Regions from separate parts of the Homo sapiens genome. Here regions 1, 2, 4, 5 and 6 are each linked to region 3. The links are chromatin contacts, found by Hi-C or POLR2A ChIA-PET in ENCODE. All regions are on one chromosome and are shown on one strand. The core of a region is the stretch at or near the end of the contact, and the rest is flanking DNA. Distances in the headings are between cores, read along the strand shown.

Region 1 (2,700 bases), core at 37-2,536, 1.3 Mb before region 3:
CTTCTAAAGCCAAAGAGTTTTTTGATAATCTTCCTATATATACTGTTACACCCCCCAGTTTTGTGAACACACAATAACTAGTCTTATGACTTGCGGTAATGCTGAATAATACATCTGTTGTGTTACTTTCCTAATGTATGATCTAAGTTGTATTACCATTGTCTTATGTTTTCCTTAACATTAAAACCTTTCTTTTGTTTGTTTAATTTTGTGTGTGTGTGTTATGGAATATACTGTTACTAATAAAAAATTAAACAGGAAACCCACAGGGGACAAAAGGATGTGTAGATGGTTAAGCTTGATGTCACACATATAAACAAGAGTATTTATAGCAAGGTTTATGTTTAAAATTGTGTTTAAAATGGATAATTTATTAATGAACAGGAAAATAAGTCTAATTTCTTAATTCCACCCAAAGAAATAAAAGGTTGATCCTCTTGGATTCTAAAAAAAAAGAAGGTCCATATTCTACCTTTTTGCAGTTGATTCCAGAAGAAATTGGTTTATAGTGAATATTCACAGTACTTGCAGGTGGTTTGGCCTGGAAAATCTAGATGAGTGGTTTTTAAATTTAGTTGCTTATTAGACTCAAGAAAGAAATTTAAAAAACAATACTGATTACTGAGACCAGCTTTTCTAGATTCTTCATTCAGTAGGAGTAAGGAAAGGCCAATGAATGTGTATTGATAAAAAGGTTCCTGGCCGGGTGCGGTGGCTCACGCCTGTAATCCCAGCACTTTGGGAGGCCGAGGCAGGTGGATCACCTGAGGTCAGGAGTTCAAGACCAGCCTGGCCAACATGGTGAAACCCCATCTCTACTAAAAATAGAAAAATTAGTCACGTGTGGTGGCAGGGGCCTGTAATCTCAGCTACTTGGGAGGCTGAGGCAAGAGAATTGCTGGAACCTGGGAGGCAGAGGTTGCAGTGAGCCGAAATCATCACACCTTTGCACTCCAGCCTGGGCGACAACAGCGAGGCTCTGTCTCAAAAACAAAACAAAACAAAACAAAAAAGGCTTTTAGGTTGAGTCTGATTTTGTTTGTTTGTTTTGGTCTCATTTTGGAGACAGCTTTATGATTAGTGCTGAAGAAGGGAAAATGATCAACAGGAGAGTTGATTGGGAGGCTCTCTCCTGGGGCACAAGAAACACCATGTACTTAAAAAATTTTTAATGTAAAATACCCCTTTAAGGATAGAATTTAGGGCCTTGAAATTCTACTCAGTTGCTATGAACTGTGGGGAATTTGAGACAAATAGCTTTTGTAATTGGAATGCACACTGTGTTGTAATAATGTGGAAAGAGAAACAAAAACTTTCCTTAATGTAATGAGTTTCCATTATCTGCCTAATCTAAGGTTTGTAAGTCTACATTGTCAGGATTTATATTGAGGAGATAGGGGGTGTCATTTTCTGTACACATTCCTGTCCCCACAACTTTCTCTTCAGCCTCTTCTATAACATCAAAATATTTGTTGTCTGTACTTTTCTTTCTCCGCAGTGGTTTTCTTATCTCCTTTTCTGTTGGTCACACTGAAACCACCTCCAATACCACATTGTTAATGGAAATTCACACACTTATTAGGTTTTTCCTTCTGTAGAACCCTTCCAACTCCTCATTGTTCTTACCAAAGAAAGAAGATGAACTGTGAGATTATTTGAGGCCCCCCCCCTTTTTTTCTGGTGGAAGTAAGCAAAGAACGGAAAGATCTCACCTTTCTATGGATAAAGTAAAACTCCAACATGTTATCGTTTTTTAACTGAGTTATTTCATAATGTTGAAACATGAATAATAACAAAATAATTAGATTGGTTCTTAGAGAAGGGATTTTAAAATATAAAAGCTCATTAAAGCACTTTTCTTGCTTAGTGTTTAGGTAGAATAAGTTCGCTTTAATTCCAGTTTGTGTCACTTCCTGTCTCTCTCTGAATAGTAAAAAAAAAAAACAAGAATGTTCTCACAAATGTGTGTCTGCCAACAAATTAATACTCCACAAAGAGAAACTCTGCCCCACATGGCAGCTTCCAATAAATGCTCTGATTCAAATCACAACTCTTTCATTTTTTTTTTATCCCCTTCCCCCTTGAGGGAGCACATTTAGACAATATTTGAGGATGTCATCTTTCTGCTTTTTAAAACTCTCTAGAGTTTTCATTTAAGACTCTTAATGGTTGATGACTAAAACTACAGATCTGGATAGTGGAAAAACTAATAATCTTAAAAAACACTTCTGAAATGTGGTAAAGTGCATTCATTCTCTTCCCTCCTCTTTGTCCTTTTCAAAGAAAGAAAGTTCAATATGAAACCAATGCAAATTATGACTTTACTCAGTGAGATATTTTACCTTCTTTCAGACTGTTTCATACTGAAGTTTATAAAAAAAAAAGAAAAATAACTATGTTAAAATAGGAGGGTTAAGGAATGTATTATTCATAAGCATAATGAACACAAGAACCTGTTTTTCCAGAAGAATTGGGTTGATTAAATCATTCACCACACAAGCCTCTAGTTATTTATTTTTGTCTTTAGAATTACAGTACTTAGCTTTTATAATAAAGTGGACTTGATACCCATATTTGGTATGGCAGTTGAAAGTAGTCAAATGAAGAATTATTTCATTTTACAAAATTTTTAGTAAGTAAGGAATATAAACACTATCAGTTAAACATAGCAAACTTGCATTTTTTTATTCCTTGGGCTAT
Region 2 (2,700 bases), core at 196-2,695, 1.3 Mb before region 3:
CTTTTTGTTAAACTCAGTGTTTCCCGTGCTGTGGTGCCCCTTTTCCACATAACCCTTGGTAACATACTCCCTTCTTTCTCAAGGAACTAGTGTTCCTTGGCATACTTTGGAAAACAGCTTGCAAAGCAATAATCAGACAAGTACCTACGGGGCGTTCACTGTGTGCTACATTAGCCTGACTACTTTGCATCTTTTAACTACTGTTAAAGACCCCCCAGGAAGTCACTGTTCTTAAGTCCATTTTACAGTTTGGGAACCCAAGGCTTAACAAAAGGAACCAAAGGAAGACTATAGAGATGGGGTTAGGGTGAAAAGAACCATGAAGACATCTGGGCACTAGTAAGAAGCAAGAGGAAGACATAGTGCTACCTGGTGAAAGCTGCCGTCAGGGTGGAGCTGTGGCCTTGGCCAGAGCTGCCAGGCCAAAGCAGAGATGGGGCAGAGAAGAAATATGACAACTTCTCACTCTTTCCCACATGCGATCTGTTAGGTGTCTCCCATTGGCTGAACAAGCAGAAGCCAGCCAGCCCATGAGGGAGCCCAATGATACAACATTCAGGGGTCACAGAGCAAGGAAGAAAGAATGGGTAATAGATCCGGGAGTAGGATGAGAACAGAGGGACAGTGAATAACCAGAAAAAGAACCAACATTAATTAAAAATCTATCATGTGCTTCGCTTGTTTCCAGGGTGTTAGGAATTCAGACATGCTACAGACCTAGCTCCTGCCCTTCAAAGAACCCATATTCTGGAAAGGAGAGTCCAGCTTGAACAAGTAAATGCAGCCAAGTGTTACAGAGTAACTGTATCTTAGAAATTAAGCTGATATTCGTGATCCAAAATAGCAGATTTCTGGCAGCAAGACTATATTCTCTAGATCAAGGGTCAGCAGAGCCAGATAGTAAATATTTTAGATTTGTGCACCATAAGGTCTCTGAGGCAAATGCACCACTCTATAATCACACAACTGTGCCGTCGTAGTGTAAAAGCAGCCAAAGACAATATGTAAATGAATGTGCATGACTATGTTGTAATAAAACTTTATTTACAAAAACAGGTGTTGGGCTGAATTTGGCCCATAGTTTGCCAACCCTTTCAAACAGAAATAACCTTAAAGAAATATCTGAGAGATACCCAGAAACAGGGATCTGTAGCACTGGTAACTCATGGTATGAAACCACAGAACTATCACTGGAATTAATATAGTAGTCACGAGCAATTTGTTTATTGTCTTTTATGAGAAAAGAGAGGTAGGTTTGGATGTTAGAGATTGGGGAAAAGGGGATATTTGCTGTGGAAATGATTTTCAGCAGATGGTAGGTACTTTGGGAAAGGTGGCTAAACTAGAGCCATCCTCCTCCTGTCTTACATCAGCTTACTCAGTACTAACCCTGTACAAAAAGGAAGTAAAACAGAGCACATCTGTATCATCAGCTTTCAATGATGTTCTTCCATGGTGCACTGTGACAGCACATTAGAAGGTGCCGGAGTTTTTATATGACTGCTTTGCCGTGAGATTAAATAGTGGTTTCAGTTTCCAGTAGGTTTCATAAGTATCTCTTTCAGCTGTTAAATTACTTTTAGTAATGTGCACACTAGAAAAAGAAAGAAAGAAATATCCATTCTGAACAACTGGGTGTCATGACAGAAAACAGAGCAGATGGTTTTGTGGACATGGCACCAAGTGAACCTGTAGCTGGTTACAGCAGAAGGATATGTTTAACCCAGAGGAGAGGGCTCTCACCAGGTCTTAACAGTTGAAGCTTTTAAGAGATTATTATTTTACTTTGAATTGATTTTTGTTATTCACCAGAAACCAAAGGTGGCAAGCGAGAATCTCTACTAAAATAACTATACTTGCTAACTTTGGGTCTTTGTTGGGGCTTTGGGGTATCAGAACAATGAAATAACAGGCACTGTGAGGCTTTTCCTCCTGTTCTGTTCTCCTCTCCTAGCTATATTTCAGAACATCTTATCTCAAGATAGTTGGCCAAAAGGAACCTGTACACAGAACAACCTCATTTTTCCCAAGTGCCTCTTCGGACCCAGGACACAATGATTTTAAAATTTCTTTTCAGGCAGACGCTCTAAAGAGAGCTATGCTGTTCAATAAGGTAGCCACTAGCCACCTGTGACAACTAAGCCCTTGCAATGTGTCTTGTCCACTTCAAGAGATGCTATAAATGTAAAATACACACTATATTTTGAGAGCTTACTATGAAAAAATAATGTAAATATGTCACTAGTAATCTTTTTTTTTCTTTTACTTTTTTTTTTTTTTTTTGAGTCTTGCACTGTCGCCCAGGCTGGAGTGCAATGGTGCAATCTCGGCTCACCGCAACCTCTGCCTCCTGGGTTTAAGTGATTCTCCTGCCTCAGCCTCCCAAGTAGCTGGGACTACAGGCATGTGCCACCATGCCTGGCTAATTTTTTGTATTTTTAGTAGAGACGGGGTTTCGCTGTATTAGCCAGGATGGTCTCGATCTCCTGATCTCAAGATCCGCCCACCTCAGCCTCCCAAAGTGCTGGGATTACAGGCGTGAGCCACCGTGTGCGGCCAGTAATCACTTCTATTGATCACATGTTAAAATAATATTTTGGATATACTGGGTTAGATAAAATAGCTTACTAAAGTTAATTTCACCTGTTTTCTGTTTACATTTTCAATGTGTTAATTACAAGTTGGCTCACATTGTGTTTC
Region 3 (2,700 bases), core at 178-2,677:
TTGAACCCAGGAGGCGGAAGTTGCAGTGAACCAAGAACGTGCCACTGCATTCCAGCCTGGGTGAAAGAGTGAGACTCCATCACGGAAAAAAAAAAAAAAAAAAATACACATACACACACACACACACACACACACACACACACACACACACACACACACAATTCTGTGAGCTTTACTTATACCTGAAAAAATTAACTGGTAATTTCAACAATCTTAAAAAATATTTAGCTTAATACTTTTGATGAGTTTCTTCACATAATTAAAAGCTAATAGTCAACTGGAAAATGTTTTCCTAATTAAATGTATTTGTATTTAAATTGCAATAATGGAGAACTGAAATTTATATATAAAATCATTCAATTACTGACAATCTAAAAAAATTTCCCCTTTAAAAAAAGAACTATTATGCTAAACTGATAGGTATACATAAACACTAATCTCATTTAATTATATTAATTTACCCAATTCTTAACGTTTAGCATTGAAGACAATTTATACTAATATTTAACCAATTATTTTCTAATAATGATTATTTAGAATGTCAGATACTTTATTTTGTTTACTTCTGTATTCCTTGCAACAGAACACTGCCTGGCTCATAGTAGGTTCTCAGTATATATTGTTAATTGAATTAATAAATCGTTTATCCTATAAGCAAAATCAACTGACTGCATTCATTGGGTTTTTCACACAACTAGAAGTTAGATGAAATGATATTTAAAGAATATTGTTTAAAGAATGTCTGAATATCAATAAAGTTTAATTAACCTTTAATTTTAAAAAGTAATCTAAAATTTCTTACCTGGTAGGGCTGAAAGGCACTATCTTCAGTTAAAAAATCCAGTTGCTTATCTACAAGGAATTCTACTGCAGTGACTGAACTGGGTATATTTCTTTCAACCAGAGGTTTGAAAGTCTGCCAAGAAAAAAAAAATTTCTAATGATAATTTTCTGGGTAGTATCCTGAAATTATGAAGGAACACACACCAATACAATGTATCAATGTCATTATCACTACAGAGTCTTAGGGTACCTAATATTAATTTTCATATTATAAACTAATGCTTTTATCTACACCATAAGGTATCTGTGTTTATTTAAAAGAAACAAACTAGATCTACATGTGATATGGGCATATTTGAGTATACTAAGTCCCAACTGTTTACTTTTAAAAAGGGATGTAATAAAATATGCATGTGTGTAAAAATGTCTGCTTAAAAAGAGAAATTGCTTTTGAAACAGTAAACTGGGTTGTAGAGCTATTTACCCCCACCTTTTTTTTTTAACTGTATTATTTCTTATTAAAGAGAGTAGTTATTATTTCAATGTACACTTTTTGTCTAGCTCATTCACATTAAGCAGGATTTTAAATGATCAGGAAGTATCTGGTCTTTTAACTCCACCCCTTGCACTCCCACCCCCGCCCCTGCACCAAGCACAGATAAAAATCCCGCAGCTTCGGTGAGAGAAGCATGGAGGAAGGGAGTAGAGAGAGTCCGGTAAGAAGTACTACACAAAACTCTACTTTGCAGTCAAGTCCAAATCTCCACTACTTCTTTTAAAAAAAGTCAATCCAAGGTCATTTGATTCCTTTAAGAAGATACCTTTAACATATGAGATTTAACTCGTATCTTGGGTGGGGATGACAGGGACAGAGCCAGGGTAGGAAGAGGAAGGAAACAGGGATACAATGTATAAATTTCTTTATGACTATCACACTCACTTTCAAAGTAGATGAAGATTAAATAAAATACAAGTGTCTTATATTCATGGTACTGTTCTAAAAACTTGAAAATGAAAACAAAATTCCACCATTTTAAAAACACAGCTGCTTTACTATAAAAAAATTTTTTAACTGGAAAAAAGTTCGGAAAACAGAATTAATAATCAACTCAATTTCTAAGTTACCTATATCACATGGAGAAATCTTTCTAGCTACAGGGTAATTTGTGTTAATATTTCCACACAAAACAAAGATTTTGGCATAGACAGTACAAATTACCAGGCATTTCAAAATCATTGTGTTTCCCCTTTCTCTTATTCTGTCTTAAAAAATATATAACATTTTGTTAATAACAATAAACATACTCCAGGGAAAAACTTCAAGATGTTTGGTTTGGAGTGGCTTTTAAGGAGTTAATTTCTATATTTAAGAAATTCCTAAGAGGAATTTCAGGTTGACTCACTGCAATCTGTAACAATGTTTCAAAGTTAAAAATTTAATATTAAATTTAAGCAAGTCTTATTTCTATGCTATCTACATCATGAAGTTACAAATAATATTTTCTTAATTAAAAAACAGGAAAAACTCTCTTATATTCTCACTTATTTTCGATATTTAAGATCAGAAAATCTAGTCACAGTAATATCCTCTCTCCCATATCCTAGGCTAACCTTTTAAGCACTCTATTATTTATCAAAATTACTATTATTTGGGTGAGAAATCACATTTTCAAAATAGAAAATCCTCACATTATTTAGCTATTTCCTTCTACTGTTATCATTTAACACTTTTCAATTACATAAAATCCTATAGGATTTCATAAAATCCTATTTATTATTTTACTTAAGTGACAAAAAGTTTGTAAGAAATTCAAGAGCATTTATTGTATTTAGGCTTTAAAAGTGTCCACCACTACGTGACCAATTGACATGAAATATGTAACATAAACAGGGATATTCGGCTGATCCCTACTGTAA
Region 4 (2,700 bases), core at 71-2,570, 1.3 Mb before region 3:
GGAATGTATATCCCCAGATATCACAGATCTGGCTCTTTCCCAGATCATTTGGGCCTTGGCTCAAATATCTCCTCCCCAGGGAAGTCTTCTCTGACCATCCCTCTTCCACAAGCCCAGCTCTATCCCATCACCCAGTGTGTCATTATCTTTCTGTAACTCATCATTATCTGAAATTAACTCCTATATTTGTTTCTTTACATGTTTACAGTCTGTCCCGCCCCCTCCACCCACCTCCCCCGCCCCACAACACACACACACACACACACACACACACACACACACACTGCCACATAAGCTCTTTGTAAATGTATATAGGGATTTTCTGTCTTATTCACAGCCATGTGTGCAGGCAACAGAGCAGTACCCAGCACATAGTAGCTGTAGTAAATATTGGTTACATGAATGGATGGATACGTTTATAGCGTATGTCAGTATCATTGCTATCCCCTGTTTCACAGATAAGGACACTGAAGCACAGCAACATTTCATGGCCAGCAATTGGCAAAATCAGCATACGTGCTCAGTGTCCGTGCTCTTTGCACCTTTACATTAGGCTGCCTCTCAGCCCAGACCCTGCTCAGAAAGAGCTCTCAGACTTCCTGAGATCAGGCTGATGGAAAACAGATAACTGATCGCTAGCTTTCTAGATGATGAATGTACAGTAGATTTTGTAGGATTTAAATAGAGAGATTGGCGTGTTGGGAAGTGGTTAGGAAAGGAATAATCACAAGCATTCAAAATCTGAAACCCACTGGACTGGAATCAAGAAACCCTGGTGCCAGCCACCAATACCCTTCATCTCTGTTATGCCAGCCTCCTTGCCTCAGCCCTTGCTGTCCTTTGGTCTGTTTTTAACACCCCAGCCAGAGCGGCCATTTCTCTGCTCAGACCTCCGGTGGCTTCCCATCTCATCACAGAAACAGAAATGAGGATAGGGCTCTTTAAGAGTGCAAACTATTTAGAAGTTGAAGGGGGCAGATAGTGAACTGCTCTGTGTTCTCATGGACTCTGTGAGACATGGGGTTTCCATGCTGACAGGACTTTCATTATACACCTCTCCGTGATTTTCTGCTTAGAATGCATTGGCTTTCCCAACTTGGCATTATTCTTTAATGAAAAAATTATAGGTCTAATTTCAAAAAAATGAAATGTATGCAAGCTTTCCTGCTTCTGTCACTTTTTTATTTCTGTAGCACATAAATCATTTCCCTTTTTAAAATTAAATTTCGCTTGCCATGATTTGGTAATGGGTTTTCAAAGGAGGCAGAGTAGCCAAGCTCTTGGCACAAGAGCCAGCTGTACTGCCTGCTCAGGAAATCTTCTCATTGCTGGCTGGCGTGGGCCTTGATTCCATCATCTGGGCTTTATGTTCCCTTAGGAAGTTGCCTAGAAATTCTGTGTCTTAAAAGCTCTCCTTAGAGTGGCTGTTTTGGCTCTCCAGGTGCCATCTTGGAGGACTAAGGAACACACTGTGTTCAGCAGAAGAAGATTGGTGCATTCTAATGCTCCTTGAGTGCTTATACATTCATTCCTTGGGCACCAACTATGTTTAAGGCAGAACTCCAGGCATTGTTAGGATGCTAGTGTCTGCTCTCTAGACAACTGAAAAATCAAGTTGTCTGAGATAGGACATGGAGCAAGAGGCCATTACAAATGTTCTTTGTAATCCTCTTAAAAATCTTGCATTTTACCCATGAGCGACCTCAGAGAGGTTAAACAGCTTCTGAAGGGTCACAGACCTGGCATGTTGCTGAAGTAGGGGTTAGCAAAGCAAAACCCCACACACCCCCAGGTCTACTGACCCCAAGGGGCATGCTTTTCTGCTACAAATGCAAGAAGCCTAGAGCTAAGAGTCAGGAGTTATTTTGAAGTTTAAAGGAGAGGATATCTGCCAAAGCTTTGTCCATGGGAAAGTTTGCCATATAACAGACACTACGAGGCAGTTGGCTAAGGGCAAAGTGAGGAGGTCAAACCGTAGGTGCCACCGGAGTTAAAAGATCCATAAAAGAGAGCCCTAATGTCAGAGGAAGCCTCTTAGAGGAAATGGATCTTCAACTGGACCTTGAAGGACACAAAAAGGAGGAAGTTATTTCAGGTGAGGAGGTGGAAAATACTCTGGACTTTGAAGCTCAAAGAGATTGTTTCCTCTGCCATTTTTAGCTTTCTGCACAGACAAAAAGCAGCCTCCACAAGCAAAAACTCTTTTTCTTTTCCTAGAAGATGTTATATTCCCCCGAGGGAGTGAGTACTTGTGAGTCCTCTCACAGACCCCCATCATGGTTAGAACCCAGGGGAAGTTTCTTGGAAGAAAAATCAACTTGTTTCTTATTAAATTGGATCCTTCCCTTGGGCCTATGAGAAAGAAAAGGAGAGAGGCACCAATTTTGCAGCAGTGGTAAAGGAGTGAGGTGCCTGCTTGGTTTCCTGGCTGCTTAATGGGCTGCTTCTAGGCTAAAAGAGTCACTTCAGAATAATCATCTTTAACATTTTGCTTCTTGTCCCTTATGTGTTACTCAGTACTTTTTCAAAGATGTTTTTCCCCCTCTGCCTGTTATTAAAGTTAATGGCTTCAGTTGCATTTCTCTTCGCTAGACTCTAAGCTCCTTGAGGGGGTAAGAATCAACATGTTTGTTGAAATGATACGAAAACTCTGCTAGATCCGAGAGGGCTTCAAATCTCCATCATCTTATCTCTTTTCCT
Region 5 (2,700 bases), core at 175-2,674, 1.3 Mb before region 3:
GAACACAGAACCATTATGCTGTGAAGAAGGAAAACAAGGATGATGTGTGTCTACCCGCTTGGTTGGTGGGTTTCCTCTTTCAGATTGGAGGGTTTCTTTTTTCATGAATGTGTAGGAAGGAAGGGCATGACTGTCTTATTTCATATATTTTTCTTTTATATTTTCAAATTATAAATTTTGACAACAGGAGACAATAGGTAATATTCATTCTCTACTGTCTGGACAGCATGGAAATACTACGTACAGTAATGTCTTCAGTAGTTACTTTCTCTTTAGAAAGCTCCAAGGAAGCTCACAACAGTAGGAAGTCCTACTGAAACTCCTTTTGGTAAAGTGGAGCACGTTTTGTAATGGAAACACATTTTCTATGGCTTAATTTTTATATATAGGGTTTTCATAAAATGAGACTTGCCTAAGGATTCTTTTGGAAGCCTTTTGCCTCTTTTAACAGCAATGTGTTTATTATAGGAATCAGTCTCCTGCTCACTTATAAAATATTCTAAATATTCACTTATAAATATTCTAAATATTTATAAGATTATGAGTTTTGTCTTTTAAGTAGGGAGTTCTGCATATTGTTTTTGGCCAAAATGTAGCCTGCCTCCTTGAGCATGAGTTGAAGCCCAAGATGAGAAGCCCTTTTTTTTCCCCTCTGACCAAGATCTCATCTGCCATTTACTAGATTAGGCTACTTGAAGGGAAGGAAATGAGGGCCCCCTTCTTTTAATCCAGGACATTGTTAGGTATATCATAGGTGCTCCGTAGGTATGTTGGATGAATGGATGGATGATTAGACCTTAAATCTTGTACTTGGCAGCAACATAATGTAGTGGTAAGGGACTAAAAGTCTGGCAGACATAGACTAGCACTCTGGATCCCCAATCTCTAGCTTTATGCCCTTCGGCAAGTTGTAGAGTATCAGTTTTCTCATCTGTAAAATGGGTATAATAAATCTATCTGATAGGGATACTGTAGGATTTAATAACATATAGAATCCCAGGTGCTTATGGACATTTTTCTGGTGCCATAAAGCACTTGATACATGGTAGCATTATTAAACTCTTAAGCCTTAAATCAGGATATCCTAGACTTTAGTCATTTATAAAGCAACTTTATAGTTCTTGCCATACCAATAACACTGTTTTATTATTTACTTAATTTTTCTTTAAATTAATTGCTTTTTAATTTAAAGAACTTTAAGTAGGAAATTTTATATCATCACTGTAAATGGAAAACCTGTATCACTTGCTATAATTAATGGTGAAGGTAAATATATAATCCTTAAAATAAAAAATATGTTTATCCATGTACCACCTAACATTGACTTGGGTACCGCTAGTGTATACCACAGTTAAGTCATTTCCTTTGAGGCTTTTCTCTTGGGCAACAGCCTAACCTAGGTTATCGATAGCTTTGAGACCTTCTGAGACCATGCAAGCCTCGTGTCAACAACAAGCTAGAAAGGGTTGGAACCGGTTGCGCTGAATTAATCTATAGGCTCAGAAGTGTAACTGCCACACAGATGTGAAGTCTGAAAATAACCCACCGTGCACCTGCCCTTTTCGCGTGTCAGTTACAGTGTTAACTGAGCACCAGAGGATGAAATGCTGTAGGAACAGTAAAGGCATGAATCTTACCTTCCAGATGCTCAGACTCTTATCAGTGGTTTGATACCTAGCCCCTTGATTGGGCTTGGGGACCTCAGTGTCTCAATTCTGGGCAATTTCTTTCTTTCTTTCTTTCTTTTTTTTCTGAGATGGAGTTTCACTCTTGTTGCTCAAGCTGGAGTGCAATGGTGCAATCTCGGCTCACTGCAACCTCTGCCTCCCCGGTTCAAGTGATTCTCCTGCCTCAGCCTCCCAAGTAGCTGGGATTACAGGCACTCACCACCACACCTGAATAATTTTTTGTATTTTTAGTAGAAACAGGGTTTCACCGTGTTAGCCAGGCTGGTGTCAAACTCCTGACCTCAGGTGATCCGCCAGCCTAGGCCTCCCAAAGTGCTGGGATTACAGGCGTGAGCCATCGCACCCGGCCTTCTCGGCAATTTCTGAATACAGATCTTAGCAGGGTGAGGGAAACGGTAATTGTTATTACTACCAACTGGCCCCAAACAGTTATTGCATAACGTTGCACAACTGAGTCCTGGGTAAAATGAGCTTCTTCAGAAATTGCCTCGCCAAAGGTGATTTGCCAAGGTTGAATCCTTCGGATTGTCTGCATTGGAACAACCCCCTTGCCCAAGCACTGAGCTTAAGCTAGATAAAAGGAAATAAACACTGCTTTAAAAGGGAGTGCACTTTAGCAGCACACAAAAAACAAAGGTGAAGGCTCACATCTGTGTTGCATTGCATAATTGATAAAAGCTGAAGCACCATTAGAAACAGCCTCATCATCCATACTCCTCTCCTAATCATTTAAATATGTACAGCATGTTTTAGGATGCTTGTTAATGACTCTACGGGCACGTTGGTAGTCAGAACATTACATGTGGGTTTGAGAAATAGGCCTGGATCATTTGCCAGACAATCTAATTCTGACAGTGTAGTGAAGGCCATCTTCAATTTGACTGTGCTCCACTCTGTTATGCTGTGAAAGAAAAAGATAATTCAGCTGAGCATTCTGCCGTTGGCTAGAAACACCGCAGTTCTGAATACAAATATTATGCAGGTAAATGAATCATTAAAAGAATAGAGGCAT
Region 6 (2,700 bases), core at 67-2,566, 1.2 Mb before region 3:
ACAGGCACATGCCACCACACCCAACTAATTTTCGTAGAAACAGGGGTCTCATTACATTGCCCAAGCTGGTCTCAAGTTCCCGGTCAAGCAATATTCCCACCTCCCAAAGTGCTGGGATTACAGTCATGAGCCACCACCAGGGCTTCATCTTTTTAATGCCTTTATCTGAGAAAAAATAATTACTCTGAAGAGGAAACTGTCAGAACAATTGCCAAATAATGAAACTTTTGCAGTATTGTGTTTCCATATCTATTGTTCAAAATTCATCATCAGAGTTAGAACGTCGCGCAGGATCAAGTTGTGCTTGTCAATGGCCCAGTGTGTTTATATCTCATACAATGCAATTGCTTCTCAGGCATTTCTGTTGGGTGTGGAAGACTGATTTTGGGAAAACAGAATGAAAATAAACTTGAATATTTCCTAAATTCGTATGTGATCAGTGTTTTGTGAATTTGTAGAAAGATTCAAACAATTGAATAGAAATTTAATACCAATGGTCACTATATGAAATATAACTGTGGATTTGAAATAAAAATTTCAGGGACTTATTTATGAATTTTTAAATATTGGCTTTAAGTTAAAGCCAAAATGAGGTCTGAGAGCTTCTAGTTTTCTTTTGTTCCCCCACATATTTGAAAACTGAAATTCTGTAAGAGATTATCTGTGAAATGCCTTTCTTTCATTACACCCATAAATTTTAGGAGTGGCTTTGATCAAGCCTTCTGCCATTCTTGGTTTCTAAGTCTTTTACTCATACGTTAATAACTTTAAAAACATTCGTTCTATTTTTGTTGTAATGAAAGAGGAAGTTTCCAAATAGTTAAAAGGGAAACATTGAAAATAGAACACAGTAAATGATAACTAAATTAGGGTAGGTTACTCCTCCCCCCCGAAAGAGCAATGCTCCATGCTGAAACTTGCCAGGGTATTTTTTTTTTTTTTTTTTAGACGAAGTCTTGCTCTGTTGCCTGCCCAGGCTGGAGTGCAGTGGTGCGATCTTGGCTCACCACAACCACCGCCTCCCGGGTTCAAGAGATTCTCCTGCCTCAGCCTCCCGAGTAGCTGGGACTACAGGTGCACACCACCATGCCTGGCTAATTTTTGTATTTTTGGTAGAGACAGGGTTTCACTATGTTAACCAGGCTGGTCTCGAACTCCTGACCACGTGATCCACCCGCCTCAGCCTCCCAAAGTGCCCAGCCAGTATTTTAAGATTATTGTCTGAAAAGAAAATGTGCCAGAGAATTGATATCCTCAGAGGAAAAGCATTACAGAAATGCAGGGTATTATCAGTAACGCATACTATACATAGAACAATGTTTGTCTTCCCTAATACTGTGATCAGTGGAGTTTTGTTTTCTGGCTCGTGTTTAAAAGACACACGCAACTTGCAAATCGAATGAGTTAACGCTCCGCCGACTTCTCTAGACATTGACCTCGGGGGTCAAACTCTTAGGAAAATTGTGCTGGTTTTCCATTCCCCTGATTCCAGTCCCTACCAACAAGTAAATCCTATCTCTGAGTGGAAGCTCACAAAGAATTTCTCGAGAGAATATGTAGCTGTGTTGGCAACAAGTCTCTCTGCAAAATGGGAAGGAAGAGTTGTTAACTGATGAGTCAATCCAGCTTTTATAGCAGTTTATCTATCTTCGTGGTATTTCCAAGAGCATAAATGCTATTAAAAAAAAGAGACGGTCATGACAGGAAGAACACAGTAGAAAAAAACAGGAACATTTAAGCCAAAAGCAATTTACTTTGCCAGTAACTGGTTACATTTCCCTTTGTTTTATTATTATTATTGCAAGAGTTGGGGTTGACATAAAAGTTTCCCACACCTGCACTGCCCTGCCATGTAACTTGTGTGAACCCGTAGTGAAATAAATATATAAACAAATTGTCTGCAACTCAGCTTCTAGACCCTTTAAGAAAAACAAACTTGTTTTGCTATATTGTTGAGAAAATAGACTATAATTCATTAATATTTGAAGGAGTTTAAAAAGAAAAAACAAACATGGGTTAGCTGTCAGAGTAGCCTGGAGCTCTGGAGGTAGCTTGATTCTCTGAGGATTAACACCTATAGAAATAGCAGTGACTTCACAAAGGTGAATAGTTGTTAATTTCTTGGCACTGAGTAAGAGGAACAGATGGGCAGTCAGAGGGGAAAGATTTTTTTTTTAAACCACAGAGATCTTTCACTGATTAGGCAGAAGAGTCAGTGGCCCACTGGTTAAGGAGGGTAATATGTAGGGCTCTCTGACTAAGTTTTATTGGCCTTAGTGGGAGTCTTGCCACCTACTGCTGGGTCAAGACTAAAGGGGACCCCACTCGCTGTCAATTCTGTCGGACAGTGTTTCCTGTCTGGGGTGGGCTGCAGCACCCTCGTGCTATGTAGTACTTGAGTGTTTTCATTTGCGGAGAGCTCCCTGGTGACTGCCAGCCCAAGTTAGTATGAATACTTCATTTTGAGGCAATGTGTGTGTGTCTGTGTGTGTGTGTGTGTGTGTGTGTCTGTGTGTGTGTCTGTTAGAGATAAGTTGCTTAAAGCAGGGGCTCTGGATAAAGTCCAGTTGCCTGTGTTGAAATCCTTCTGCTGCCAGTAACCATTTGTATGGTCTGAGACAAGTAATTTCATCTCTGTCTCAGTTTCCTGGTCTGTAAGATGGGGATAAGGATCATGCCTTCCTCTTTGGCTTGCTGTGA

The links. A loop is a pair of places that touch in the nucleus more often than their neighbours do. ChIA-PET counts read pairs that join two places held with the same protein, here RNA polymerase II (POLR2A). Pooled maps may share reads with other maps.
Region 1: a map with no recorded cell type shows a loop between it and region 3 (5-fold over the local background). The contact joins two enhancer-like sites. A Hi-C loop is called at or near these places in 1 of 37 single-sample maps with no recorded cell type and 6 of 50 pooled maps. POLR2A ChIA-PET finds 5 or more read pairs at or near these places in 1 of 52 experiments (OCI-LY7).
Region 2: a loop to region 3 is called in a map of naive thymus-derived CD4-positive, alpha-beta T cell, with 8 times the contacts of the local background. The contact joins two enhancer-like sites. A Hi-C loop is called at or near these places in 1 of 168 maps with a recorded cell type or tissue (naive thymus-derived CD4-positive, alpha-beta T cell) and 11 of 50 pooled maps. POLR2A ChIA-PET finds 5 or more read pairs at or near these places in 1 of 52 experiments (OCI-LY7).
Region 4: a map with no recorded cell type shows a loop between it and region 3 (3-fold over the local background). The contact joins two enhancer-like sites. A Hi-C loop is called at or near these places in 1 of 168 maps with a recorded cell type or tissue (naive thymus-derived CD4-positive, alpha-beta T cell), 1 of 37 single-sample maps with no recorded cell type and 9 of 50 pooled maps. POLR2A ChIA-PET finds 5 or more read pairs at or near these places in 1 of 52 experiments (OCI-LY7).
Region 5: a map of OCI-LY7 shows a loop between it and region 3 (12-fold over the local background). The contact joins two enhancer-like sites. A Hi-C loop is called at or near these places in 1 of 168 maps with a recorded cell type or tissue (OCI-LY7), 3 of 37 single-sample maps with no recorded cell type and 4 of 50 pooled maps. POLR2A ChIA-PET finds 5 or more read pairs at or near these places in 1 of 52 experiments (OCI-LY7).
Region 6: a loop to region 3 is called in a map of OCI-LY7, with 8 times the contacts of the local background. The contact joins two enhancer-like sites. A Hi-C loop is called at or near these places in 4 of 168 maps with a recorded cell type or tissue (OCI-LY7, gastrocnemius medialis, naive thymus-derived CD4-positive, alpha-beta T cell and 1 more), 3 of 37 single-sample maps with no recorded cell type and 15 of 50 pooled maps. POLR2A ChIA-PET finds 5 or more read pairs at or near these places in 4 of 52 experiments (activated CD4-positive, alpha-beta memory T cell and activated naive CD4-positive, alpha-beta T cell).

The regions. Positions count from the first base shown.
Region 1 is chr10:61,941,810-61,944,509 of GRCh38, forward strand. The region is part of intron 3 of ARID5B (AT-rich interaction domain 5B); the gene reads left to right. Among named protein-coding and RNA genes, the nearest start is that of ARID5B, 41 kb to the left of the region's middle. Within about 2 kb of position 1,287, at least 13 of the 41 ENCODE cell types and tissues checked have a DNase peak (open chromatin) inside an H3K27ac peak, as active enhancers do; they include OCI-LY7, where a contact is called at or near this core.
Region 2 is chr10:61,986,671-61,989,370 of GRCh38, forward strand. The region is part of intron 3 of ARID5B (AT-rich interaction domain 5B); the gene reads left to right. Among named protein-coding and RNA genes, the nearest start is that of ARID5B, 86 kb to the left of the region's middle. RefSeq lists enhancers at 1-253, 253-392, 1,493-1,742. Within about 2 kb of position 1,446, at least 7 of the 41 ENCODE cell types and tissues checked have a DNase peak (open chromatin) inside an H3K27ac peak, as active enhancers do; they include OCI-LY7, where a contact is called at or near this core.
Region 3 is chr10:63,263,849-63,266,548 of GRCh38, forward strand. It overlaps JMJD1C (jumonji domain containing 1C), which reads right to left. Exons shown (of 26, transcript NM_032776.3): 3 at 803-916. Among named protein-coding and RNA genes, the nearest start is that of MIR1296, 110 kb to the right of the region's middle. Within about 2 kb of position 1,428, at least 24 of the 41 ENCODE cell types and tissues checked have a DNase peak (open chromatin) inside an H3K27ac peak, as active enhancers do; they include OCI-LY7, where a contact is called at or near this core.
Region 4 is chr10:62,007,816-62,010,515 of GRCh38, forward strand. The region is part of intron 4 of ARID5B (AT-rich interaction domain 5B); the gene reads left to right. Among named protein-coding and RNA genes, the nearest start is that of ARID5B, 110 kb to the left of the region's middle. Within about 2 kb of position 1,321, at least 2 of the 41 ENCODE cell types and tissues checked have a DNase peak (open chromatin) inside an H3K27ac peak, as active enhancers do; they include OCI-LY7, where a contact is called at or near this core.
Region 5 is chr10:61,960,012-61,962,711 of GRCh38, forward strand. All of the region lies in intron 3 of ARID5B (AT-rich interaction domain 5B), which reads left to right. Among named protein-coding and RNA genes, the nearest start is that of ARID5B, 60 kb to the left of the region's middle. Within about 2 kb of position 1,425, at least 4 of the 41 ENCODE cell types and tissues checked have a DNase peak (open chromatin) inside an H3K27ac peak, as active enhancers do; they include OCI-LY7, where a contact is called at or near this core.
Region 6 is chr10:62,044,520-62,047,219 of GRCh38, forward strand. All of the region lies in intron 4 of ARID5B (AT-rich interaction domain 5B), which reads left to right. Among named protein-coding and RNA genes, the nearest start is that of ARID5B, 140 kb to the left of the region's middle. RefSeq lists enhancers at 1,910-1,959, 2,090-2,229. Within about 2 kb of position 1,317, at least 10 of the 41 ENCODE cell types and tissues checked have a DNase peak (open chromatin) inside an H3K27ac peak, as active enhancers do; they include OCI-LY7, where a contact is called at or near this core.